2 separate regions of the Mus musculus genome follow, and region 1 is linked to region 2. Evidence: chromatin loops called from intact Hi-C (ENCODE). Cell type or tissue: left cerebral cortex. All regions are shown on one strand. Each heading gives the region's core, and the rest is flanking DNA. Links, peaks and the distances in the headings are about the cores only. Region 1 overlaps Specc1 (sperm antigen with calponin homology and coiled-coil domains 1). Region 2 overlaps Specc1 (sperm antigen with calponin homology and coiled-coil domains 1).

Region 1 (5,383 bases), core at 168-5,167, 52 kb before region 2:
CCAGAACTATGTGTTCTTGGGACCTCTCTGAAGTCTCCCAGCAGTAAGGCACTTGCCCCGGCAGGCAGCCCCTCTGCAGGCCTACGGAACTTCACCGGTAATGCTTGCGCTGCAGTACTTGCACATTTATGCTCGCAACATAAACTGCTTTTTTGAAACACTGACAACCATCAAATAAAGGGGGAGGATGCTTTCACCCTCCCCCCACCCTCCCCCAGCAGTTTCCCAAGTCACAGATCCAGAGCTGGAAAGACAGGAGTAAGGAGCCAGCCTGCATGCTGTGAGGCAGACGACTATCACAAAGTGACCACCAATAATCCTGTATCACACAACAACATTCCAGCCAAATCAAAGAGTTATTTTAAAAATGAAAGCCATGACCACTTATTTAATCTTGGGCTCTAAGCTAAAAAAAAATTCAGGAAATGATTAACAGACTTGAATGACATAATTTAGTACTAAGTTTTGGCAACGGCTCAAGGATGCAAGTACTCTCATGAACTGGTGGGAACAAATTGGCATATTATTTCTGGCAGGCAGTTTGGCTAAATGTGTTGAAAGTCTTTAAAATGTTTATACTCTTTGACTCACTAAGTCAACGTCTAGGAATTTCTCCTGAAGAAATAATCAGAGATATATAAAAATTTACTTTTAATATTCTAAGACAAGAAAGAACATAAACAACCAATAATACACACATAGCAATAACAGTGGACTAGTGAGTATAAAATAGTTGCATGATAAGTACTAGCTGGCATTGAAAGCAACATTTTAAAAAGCCAGTGCTAGAATATGCTCACAAAGTATTAAATGTATCAAAAAGTCCATCAATGTATACAGGATGGTTCTAAATCTTATTTTATCCTATTTTTGTGTGGAGCTAGGGATCAAATCTAAAGTCTCAAGGAGGCTATGAAAGTATTCTACCACCAAGACACAGGTCACCCCTGACGGTCTTCATCACTACACCATATCATCTGATGTAATTTACAGTATTTCCACTAATCTTTTTATCTATCTGTACAGAAATCTGGGTGGGTTTTTTTTGTTGTTGTTGTTTTGTGTTTTGTTTTGTTTTAAAATTTGGAATCCCCAGAGCTAACCTGCCTAAATTCTAATAGATTTCCAAATCAGAAGGCTTAGATTCACAAATACAGTTGAATAATTGATTCTCTTTGGTTCACAATGTTAAGGTCTCAAAGAGAAATGTCAACAAATACTAGTTGAGAACTGTCTTCTTACCTTAGCTAGCAGGCTGGAAACATGTTTAATTTCACCATTTGCCTTTAGCAATTCTTGTCTGAGCTCTGTGCAAGACAGCTGCAACTGATCTTTCTCAGCTCGAGCCACTTTCAGCATCTCCTGAACCTCGAAGTTCTCTGCTGTCTGCCCCACAGTACTGCTGGCCTCTATGGCTTTTTGCTTATCAGCCTCCAAAAGAGCCTTCAAGGACCCATTCTCCATTTTCAAGCCTTCCAAGGTAACTCGACATTCCTCCAGAGTTTTGGCCATCACACTATTATTACACCGCTCATGTTCTAGGAACCCATTCAGCTTCTCATTTTCTTCCTTCAGGTGCTTAATCATGTCTATAGCGCCTTGGTTTTCTTCCTCAACCTTCCGTAGGCTACAGGTCAGCTGCTGCTGAATGTTGAGCAGCTTCTCTCTTTCAAAGCGGCTCTTCTCGAGAATATCCGTGCACTTCTGCTCCAGCTCAAGGACCTTCCCTCCCTGGGCACTGGGTTCCTCATTCTTCACTCGCTCCTGTAAAAGGTTGATCAGCTTCTCATTTTCCTGACTCAGCTGTTCTGCCCTCTCTCGGTGCTGGTGGAAGGAGGTCTCCAGAATGGTCTTCTCATCCACTAGCTTCTCGTTCTCGGCTGTCAGTTCCTGCACCATCTGCTGCTGGTCTGATAATTCCTGCAGAGTAGCCTGCAGCTCTTCTGCAGTGCTGTGCTGATTCTCCTCCATCTTCTGTATCTTCTCCGTGAGAGATGCCAAGGACAGCTCACTTGCATTGTTTGGGGAGCTCCCAGTAGGGGAGCCCTTGGAGCTCTTAAAAGGGTTGCTAGTGGCTGACAGGGGCCGAGACGGGGTGTCTGCAGTGATATGCTCAAAATCTGAGGCGTCCGGTGACAGAGAGGCTTTGGTGACATCACTGCTTGAAGACCCTGATGTCCGCAAGGCACTCCCATGTGTGGTTCTTCTGTACTCATCTGTTTCACTAGACAACTCATTTCCAACTGGGCTTCCAAAACTGGACTCGTGGGTTATAGATGTTGGGCAGCTGCTGTCACCAGTGTGACTTGCTGCCCCTTCTGAATTTGGTGACTGCTCAAGGTAAGTCAGTTTCTCCTTCAAGGCCCTGTTTTCTTCCTCTAGGTCAGCAAGCTCTTTCTGAAAGGTCTTGTTCTTCTCCTCCAGGGTTCTTATCAAAGGCTGTGCATCACTTTCTGGGGATGCTGTTCCCTCTGCACTTGGGTCTGAAGCATTGGCATCCTCAGTGCTCAGGGCCCACCTCTCTTTGCATTTTTTTAGTTCACTTCGAAGCCTGTTGATTTCACTGTCTTTGGTTTTGGCTTCTGCCAGAAGTTCTCGTACCTGGGACTCGAGCACAGCCTTCTCTGCACCTTCATGCTCTTGCTTAGGTTTTGCAGGGGTGGTCCTCAGATGCTTGGTAGGAGTGGGATTGCAGGAAGAAGTTGGGCTGGAGCCTAACTTCTTTGAGCTGGAGGGACCACGTGGCACAGACCTCTCTCTGGAGATAGTTACTGAGAGCTCCCGTGGAGCTGGAATGCCTGTCCGTTTAGTTGTTGGAATAGTCCCTAAAGACAAAAGATGAAAGAAAAAATGAAACAAAAAAGAAAGAAAAAAAATTTTATAATGAAACTCAAATGTCTTCCATATATGGCATAGATGATGCTATGGCTGTCACTCTTCATCCAATTCTTCCTCCTCTAGGTATCTTCTCAGTAAGAGCGGCAAGGACAACTCATTTGAATTGTTTGGGGAGTTCCCAGTAGGGGAGCCCTTGGAGCTCTTAAAAGGGTTGCTAGCGGCTGACAGGGGCTGAGATGGGGTGTCTGCAGTGACATGCTCAAAATCTGTTTTGAATAGGGTTTCTGTACCTCTTCCCATGGGCTTGTGTATTAAGGAAACCAGACTCTTAGCCAGAGCAATCCAGAGCAATCCTATCCCCTGAGAACTCATAACTGAATTAAGATCTATGGACACGACCAGGAACCCAAAGTTGCCACACTAGGCTGGGGACTCAGAATGGAGAACTGCTTAGCTCTCCCCAGAGAAGCTTCTCCTTGTAGTGGGTGGTAATTAACAGAGCTCTGCAGCTAGACAGTGTCCAGAGAGTGAGCAGCTTTGAAGCACTCAGCCCTATAAGGTATGTCTTTAACAAACCCCTCCCTTCAAAGCTGAGACGTATGTGGAAGAGGAGGTAGAAAGATCTTAATAGCCCGAAGTGGTGGATAACTCCAAGAAAAAGGTGTTTCCATACAGAACAGGACTGATAGACATATGAACCCACAGAGACTGTGACAGCATACATATGTCCTGCACAGACTCAAACCAGACCAAAGCCCAGCACTGAGACAGAAAAGTGGGCACAAAGTCCCACCCCCTAACCAAGAAACTATTTGCAATGGGAAAGAAAAAATGGCAGTTTTCTCCAATGTAATGTCACAGGGCATGTCAATCACATTCCAGGACAGGCTCCATGCCCATGAATAGGTGGCCCAAACAAAATAAACTCCATACTTTTTCATGCACATTATCTTTAGTTATTGACTTTTTAAAAATTTTGCTTATCTATTATGATTTCCACTTTTGTTTTTGTTTTGTTTTGTTTCATTGTTTGGAGAGGGATCTAAGAAGAGCTGGAGAGGGTAAAGAATACGATCAAAATATTCTGTATGAAATATACTTTCATATAATTAAAAAAAAGATCTATAGATACTAGAAAAAATGCAGTAGAGTGCAAGAGTGGGCTGCTAAATATCACTAGCATGGCGAGAAAAGCAACAGCTGACAACCACTCTGCTGTCCTGTGAGGAAGGTAAGGCTTGATCTGTGGTACAGAAAGAAGAAAACCAACTTCTTAATAGCATCATATCAACCCTGGAGCTTGGCCTATTGCTGGACTTGCAGTTACAGCAGCTGATTTACACATTTCCTATAGGTTACTCTGAATCTATAACCTATAGCTTAATACAGCTATACAGATAATGTTGAGAACTAAATAAAATACAAGTTTATTTTCATTTCCCAATAACATATTTTAACTGAGTGCAACTTTGAGATAAGGGGGGGCTTGGGATATAGCTGATATTTTCCAGTATATCTAGGGCCCTAGATTCCACCTTCAATGAGGAAGAGCAGGTATAGAGAGGGAAGCCTCTAAGGAGGAATTAGAAAACAAAGTTGGTACTTGGGAGGCAGATGCAGGCTGATCTCTTACCTCAAGGTAAGCCTGGTATACAAAGTGAGATCCAGGAGCCAGGGCTACACAGAAAAACACTGTCTCAAAACAAAACAAGACAAAACAAACAAAAACAAAACAAAACAAAACAAAAAGAAATAAGAACAAAGAAAAAAAACAGAATTGGTGTGTTCCTTTGTATTCATAGAGAAACAAGAACAAATGGGATAAGGATGGTTTAAAGAAACTGGTAAAACAGGGAAATGATATAAAATTTAGAATATTATTATGAGAAATATAAGTATGGGGTTTTTTCATTTTACTATATTATAGATAAGATTTTACTATATTATAGATACATTTTAAGGTAAAAAACATTTTAAAGCTTCCACAGAAGCCGGGAGTTGGTGGTGCATGCCTTTAATTCCAACACTTGGGAGGCAGAGGCAAGTGAATTTCTGTGAGTTGGGGCCAGCCTGGTCTACAAAGCAAGTTCCAGGACAGCTAGAGCTACAAGGAAAAAGCCTGTCTGGAAAAGCAAAACAAAACAAAAGGGTTCATACAGGGATCACAGAGAAATGAAAACTCTGGACTTAAACTTACTTAAAAACTGAAAAGACTGATGAGTATGGCCTGTAGCCTGCTCTCTAGTCAGGAAGGATCCTGGAGATAATCTATTTCTCCCTCTCTAAAGTATAGGAAGGGGGTGTAGAATGCACCCTAGACTGGTCACAGTCTAGTGTTAAGAGATTCTGAGTCCAACCTGGCCAAGACTGCCAAAAGAGGGAGCAGGAGCTGACCTCAACACAGCAATGACAATGGGCAGCAATAGCAGCCACTGGGAAGTCCTGCAGAAGCTCGGCCACGTTACTATATAGAGATGCTGGTTCTTTATGTTAGAGGTGGAGAGATGGGTGAGCACTTGTTGCTCTTGCAGAGGATCCAGGTTCA
Region 2 (5,383 bases), core at 76-5,075:
TGGCATGTGCTATCCACAGCAAAGGAGAGCCCCTATTTTTCTGCATTTGGCACCTACAGCAATCAAAAAGCCCTGTGGGCTCATAAAACCTTCTGTACAAGCAGCCAGCAGTAGTGTAGAGATGAGAAATGAGAAGCACTTTCTAGTTGAAATAGACACAACCGATCATATTTCATCAAGATCATCCCCCAAGCATGATCAGTAACGGTAAAGTACGGGCTCCACCATGGCTCAAAGGAAACAGAAGCCGCCAGAAGAAAAGGAAGATCGTTCAACAAAATATAAACAGGTGATGTTTTTTTTTTCTCCAGGCAAACTATAAGGCATTCTGCTTAATACGTTGAGAATTTGCACAAGTTTTGAAAACTCAAAGGGCAGCATATATAAATGCTACCGATTTTAATGTTTATTACAAGGACATAATAGTCACAAAAACAAAATAGTAAAACTGAAGGCCTTCTAGTGTCGTCTCACTGTTTTTAATTATAAAACAGACAAATTCTGTTATAAGAGCTAGTTATATGGTAACATATTGAGTGGCAAATAATAATAATAATTAATAACAATAATAATAATTTTAAAACTACACCAAACCACTTATGGGTGGTGAGCTTATTAAGCAATGTGGAAAGTGCAACAGATATAAAATGCCCTAAAAGGGAATGGGTGGGGTCTAAAATCAGTTTGTCTCACCAAACTATAACCAGGTGAGCTGAAGAAGGAAGAACCCATAGGAAAGAAGTTTGGAGAACAAAACCATTAACTTCAAATTTATGCTTAAGGCAGTCCATGACAGCACTGATGAAGCAAATCCATTTTTATTACGGGTATCAGAACAAATCCAATAGCACTGAAGTGGGCTGGAGCGATGTAAGAGCACGTACTGCTCTTCTAGAGGACCTGAGTTCACTTCCTAACACCGCATCAGGTAACTTTCAAAGGCCTGTAATGCCAACTCCGAGGGATCTGGCACATTTTTCTGGATCCCATGGGTATTCACATATACATGCCATATACACATCTTTTTAAAATATCACTGAGTTCAAGGCCAGCCTGGTCAACACAGAAAGTTTCAGACAGCCAGGGCTACAGAGAAACTCTACCACAAAACAAAACAAAAGGTATAGGTCAGTTAAGAGATTTTTATATAAAGTAGTAAAATTATGTTTTTTAACCATTGTCAACATATCTGACCTAAGTGGATGTAGCCATGGCTGGTAAAATTAATAGAAGACGATGTTATCACGCCTAAAACTCATGTATAATGAAATATCACTGAATAGTACATCAAGACTAAATTTCCTCAGGACCAAGGCATGAACTCATTGCCAATTCCAGCAAGTTTTGAAAAAAGTGCTGATGCAGACTATAGCAACATCATCTCTCTTCAGAATATGGGCAAATTAAAGTCACATGCTGGTGAAATGTTATGAATTGTGACCTCTTACAAGTCATTTAGGGAATCAAAAACAAAATTTGGAGTTGAGTATGGTGGCACACGATGAAGGCTGGAGTTCGAGTTAAGGCCAGCCTAATCAACACAGGAGGTTCCAGGCACTCCAGTTCTGCGTGGTGAGACTCTGCCCTCTCACTCTCCCATAAACAACAACAACATTGTATCAAAAATTGACAATAAAAACTGATTTATCATTTACAGATTTGTCATTTATTTTCAGATTCATCATTTAAGTGAATTTAGCTACTCATGTAGATGAGTTAGAACAAGGTAAAAAAAAAATCAAGGTAAAAAACTAGCTTCTCAATAAAATATTTCAAATTATAATTCCTTCCAAATAAAACTAAAGTATGACAAACTCAAATGATTTGTATGCATTTCTACACACTGGCTAAATAAAATATGTATCCCTTGGTTTTTTTTTTTTTTTTTTTTTGATTTGACACAATATGGAAGCTGATTTCAAGATTTCTGGGAAAACATCTGGGACTCCATGTTTAGTCAACAAAAACATTCCCTGTCAATCTTTGAATGCAGAGCTGAGATCTAATGTTCAGCTTAGAAGAGAATTTGATCACATCTCTTTCCTGGACCTTTGCAGGGCTTCTCTTCCCAGAAACAAATACCCTCACATTACAATCATGTCTAATGTCAACATACCACTCTTTGGCAGCACATGCATTTGTGAATAAATATTTTCAAGGTTGAAGCACACTAAGAGAACCAATATTCAAACCAGAATATCTAATGAGCACCCTGAGAATTGCAACTACTTCTATTGAACCAGTTATCGGTGCATTCATTTAACAATGTATCCTGCTGTTGAATTTTTCTCTTTAATACCAAAAAGCCATGAACCTGAAAATTATAGAGTGTGCCTAAAGAGGTTAAGCAACTTCAGTTAGCAAGCCTAGTCTAACAACATTCCTGATCCTAACTAAAGATCAGTAAATAAACTCGCATGTCAATAGTTGATGGCAAATAATGTTTAAAGTCTGCCATCCTTTCTTATTTTCTGTCTTACTCCCTCCATTCTCTTTCTTTCTTGATTTAACAAGTTTTGTTTTTCAATTAATTGTCCCCAGATGGGCCCCAATTACACATGGTCAAAGAATAGACTGTATGCACCAGTGGCGACTGAGATGAGGTAGCTGCTGTGCTTTAGGGGGCCCTGTGTGGGTATGGCCAGTGAAACCCAAAGGAAACAGGCCGCCACGTGGAACTGCTAAGGACAACTGCACGTGGAAGGAAATATGCTGCTGCTGATAACTCCAGAACTTATCTAAGTGACTAAAATGTCACTTCAACTAGGATAAGTCCAGATGCCAGGGGAGTCATTAAGGGACTCTGCAATGAGGATGTTGAATTTAGTTTGAACCTTTGGAAAGGACATGTGATCCACAAGAACAGGGACTTCCAACTGTCTACTCATTGCTACCGTCCTAACTCTCAGAGAAAAGCTTAGAACATGACGGGGAGATACTGACTGCCTGGGTGGATGAATGTGGGTGTCAAACATCCTTGAGTCCTTTTCAACCAGCAGTTGGAGAAAAATCAGTTTCAGCCTTAGAGGAGCAATTTGAAGCATGAGTCAAGGGCTTCTATTCATCAGGAGAAGAGTTTGTCTGTCTTGTAACCCTAGGGCTTCCACAAGAGAGGGTACGAGACAAAGTATCTCAACCTTAAAGAAATGGAAATGATGTTTTGTTTGTTTGTTTATTTGTTTGTTTTTTGAAACAGGGTTTCTCTGTGTAGCCCTGGCTGTCCTGGAACTCACTCTGTACACCAAGCTGGCCCTGAACTCAGAAATCTACCTGCCTCTGCCTCCCAAGTGCTGGGATTAAAGGCATGCGCCACCACACCCGGCTAGTTGTTGTGTCCGTAAAGCTTGTTAAATAAATATAAATTTCCAGTCTCAATTATTTGGGAGCTAGCTGGGTTAAGAGGAAAACTGCAACACTTATTTAAAAGCCACTAAAATGAAACTCATAGAAACCTATCTGCTTCTGCCTGAGTGCTGGGATTATAGGCACGCACCACTGTACCTGGCTACATGGAGCAATCTTAAATGTATATTACTAAGTGAAAGGAGACAATTCAAACAGGCTGCCTGCAATGTGGATCTAGCGGTGCAACATTCTTAGAAAGGTAACATTTTGGAAACAGAAAGTAAACTACTGGTTACCACCAGGCAGTGGAGTGGAACAAACAGGCAGACCACAGAGGATTCTAGGAGAGAGGAAAAGCTTTGTACAATACTGACAATGACAGACACATCGTTGGACATTTGATTCCCAACCTAAGTTATGAGCTTTGAGTGATAAATATGTCAGTACAGGCTTGCTGTAACCAGAGCTCCACTGTGTAGGGTGTTGATAATGGTGGAGAGGGTGTGTGAGGAGAGGCACATGGGGAATCTGTCCTTTCCACATTGCTCTGAACCTCAAAGAGCTCTAAAGTAATAAAAACTTAAAGAAGAAAGAAAGCAAATCCTGAGGATTCTGGGTGAGATGTTCCAGATTCTAAGATGTGGGGTTTTGAAGTTTGGATCTTGTTTTCTCCTGTAACTGCTAAGCAAGGATTTTTTTTTTTAATGTAGATGGTTGAGGAGGGGATTGCAGTTTATACAAATATCTACATTTTGGGTTCTGCTCTCTGTTACTGGTGCAGTCATCTCTCAGTATCAGAGGGCTGGATTCTGAGACCTTGAATCAACAAAAGCCTTGACTGTGCCTTCCCTGTATAAAGTGTCACAGCCAGGGAGATGGCACAGTGGACACAATGCCCGTGATGCAAGCATGAAGACCTGAGGTCAGATCCCCAGAGCCCACGTAGATATTCAAGGGTGGTGGCATTTGTCTATGATCCCAGCTCTGGAGCAGGAGCATGGAACAGACAGATCTCTGAAGTTCACTGATTAGCTGAATCACACACACACACACACACACACACACACACACACACACTTAACTACAACCTCCCTCCCACATACACATTCATGCTTGAACAAAAGAGGGCGTGAACACTCCCACAATACAGCCCCACCACACACATATACACGCATGTGTGCATGAACAAGAGATGGCACAGTCTTTGCATGTAACCCTTATAGTTACTGAAAAGTAGGTTAGAGAACCACGAAGAAAAAAGGATCCACACAGGCTCAGTGCAGATGCCTTGCTTTTTCCAAATATTTTTGAAGTTGGTTAGATCTGCAGGTGCAGAATCTGTGGATGCAGGAGCCAACAGAATACTTCCTTTTGTCATAACGTCTAGTAACAGTGGGATTATATCCACTTTACAGAAGAGGAGGCTCTCGGCAAAGCTAAGCAATGGTGTGAAGGGTCACGTGGAGAGAAGGTTCTCAGCATTGTGACTCTGACCCCAAACTGGGTAACTGATAATGACTGGAATCAGGGGTTGGCGGGAATATAAGAAATGGCTTGGGAAGTTGTCCTTGAAAGGAGCTAGGGTGGTTTGCAATGAAAACAGCAGAGCCAGCTGTAGTAACATGCAACTGTAGTTGTGGCTCCTCAGGACTGAGAGTTCAAAGCCAGCCTGGTCTACTCAGTGAGACACCAAAATCAGGGAAAAGGGATGAGAGAAACATGGAGGGCAAGAGCTCCCCAGTGTTCTTTCAAATCTGACTGTATTCAGAGCATCTCTCACACATGTGTGCCCCCAACTACCCTTTGCCCGAGTCAAGCTTTGGTTGTGGAAAACCGAAGTTCAAGGAAACCATCAAGTTGGTTGACGTTTCTAGGCCCAGGGAGTCTGTATCTGAAAGTACCAAGGTGGCCTGTGAATGTGTAAAGACTGTTCTCAAACCACCAAGAACTATGCGACAAGTGCCAAGAATGGAAGGAAAACAGAGTGAGGATGACACTTTGCGGTCTGTCCCCTCCCAGATAGGGGCTAGTTGTGAAT

The links. Peaks named below come from ENCODE experiments on the same cell type or tissue, not always from the same donor. Only the 100,000 strongest peaks of a DNase experiment are listed, where the experiment ranks them.
Region 1: a loop joins it to region 2, with 2.1 times the contacts of the local background. A loop is called at or near these places in 12 of 42 quality-filtered maps.

The regions. Positions count from the first base shown.
Region 1 is chr11:62,115,142-62,120,524 of GRCm38, reverse strand. Specc1 (sperm antigen with calponin homology and coiled-coil domains 1) reads right to left here. Exons shown (of 15, transcript NM_001281818.1): 4 at 1,243-2,825. Among named protein-coding and RNA genes, the nearest start is that of Gm39985, 29 kb to the left of the region's middle. In left cerebral cortex, for the core only: no CTCF peak of the experiment used is centred there; no DNase peak of the experiment used is centred there.
Region 2 is chr11:62,063,213-62,068,595 of GRCm38, reverse strand. The region is part of intron 3 of Specc1 (sperm antigen with calponin homology and coiled-coil domains 1); the gene reads right to left. Among named protein-coding and RNA genes, the nearest start is that of Gm39988, 15 kb to the right of the region's middle. In left cerebral cortex, for the core only: no CTCF peak of the experiment used is centred there; a DNase peak (open chromatin) is centred at 2,949.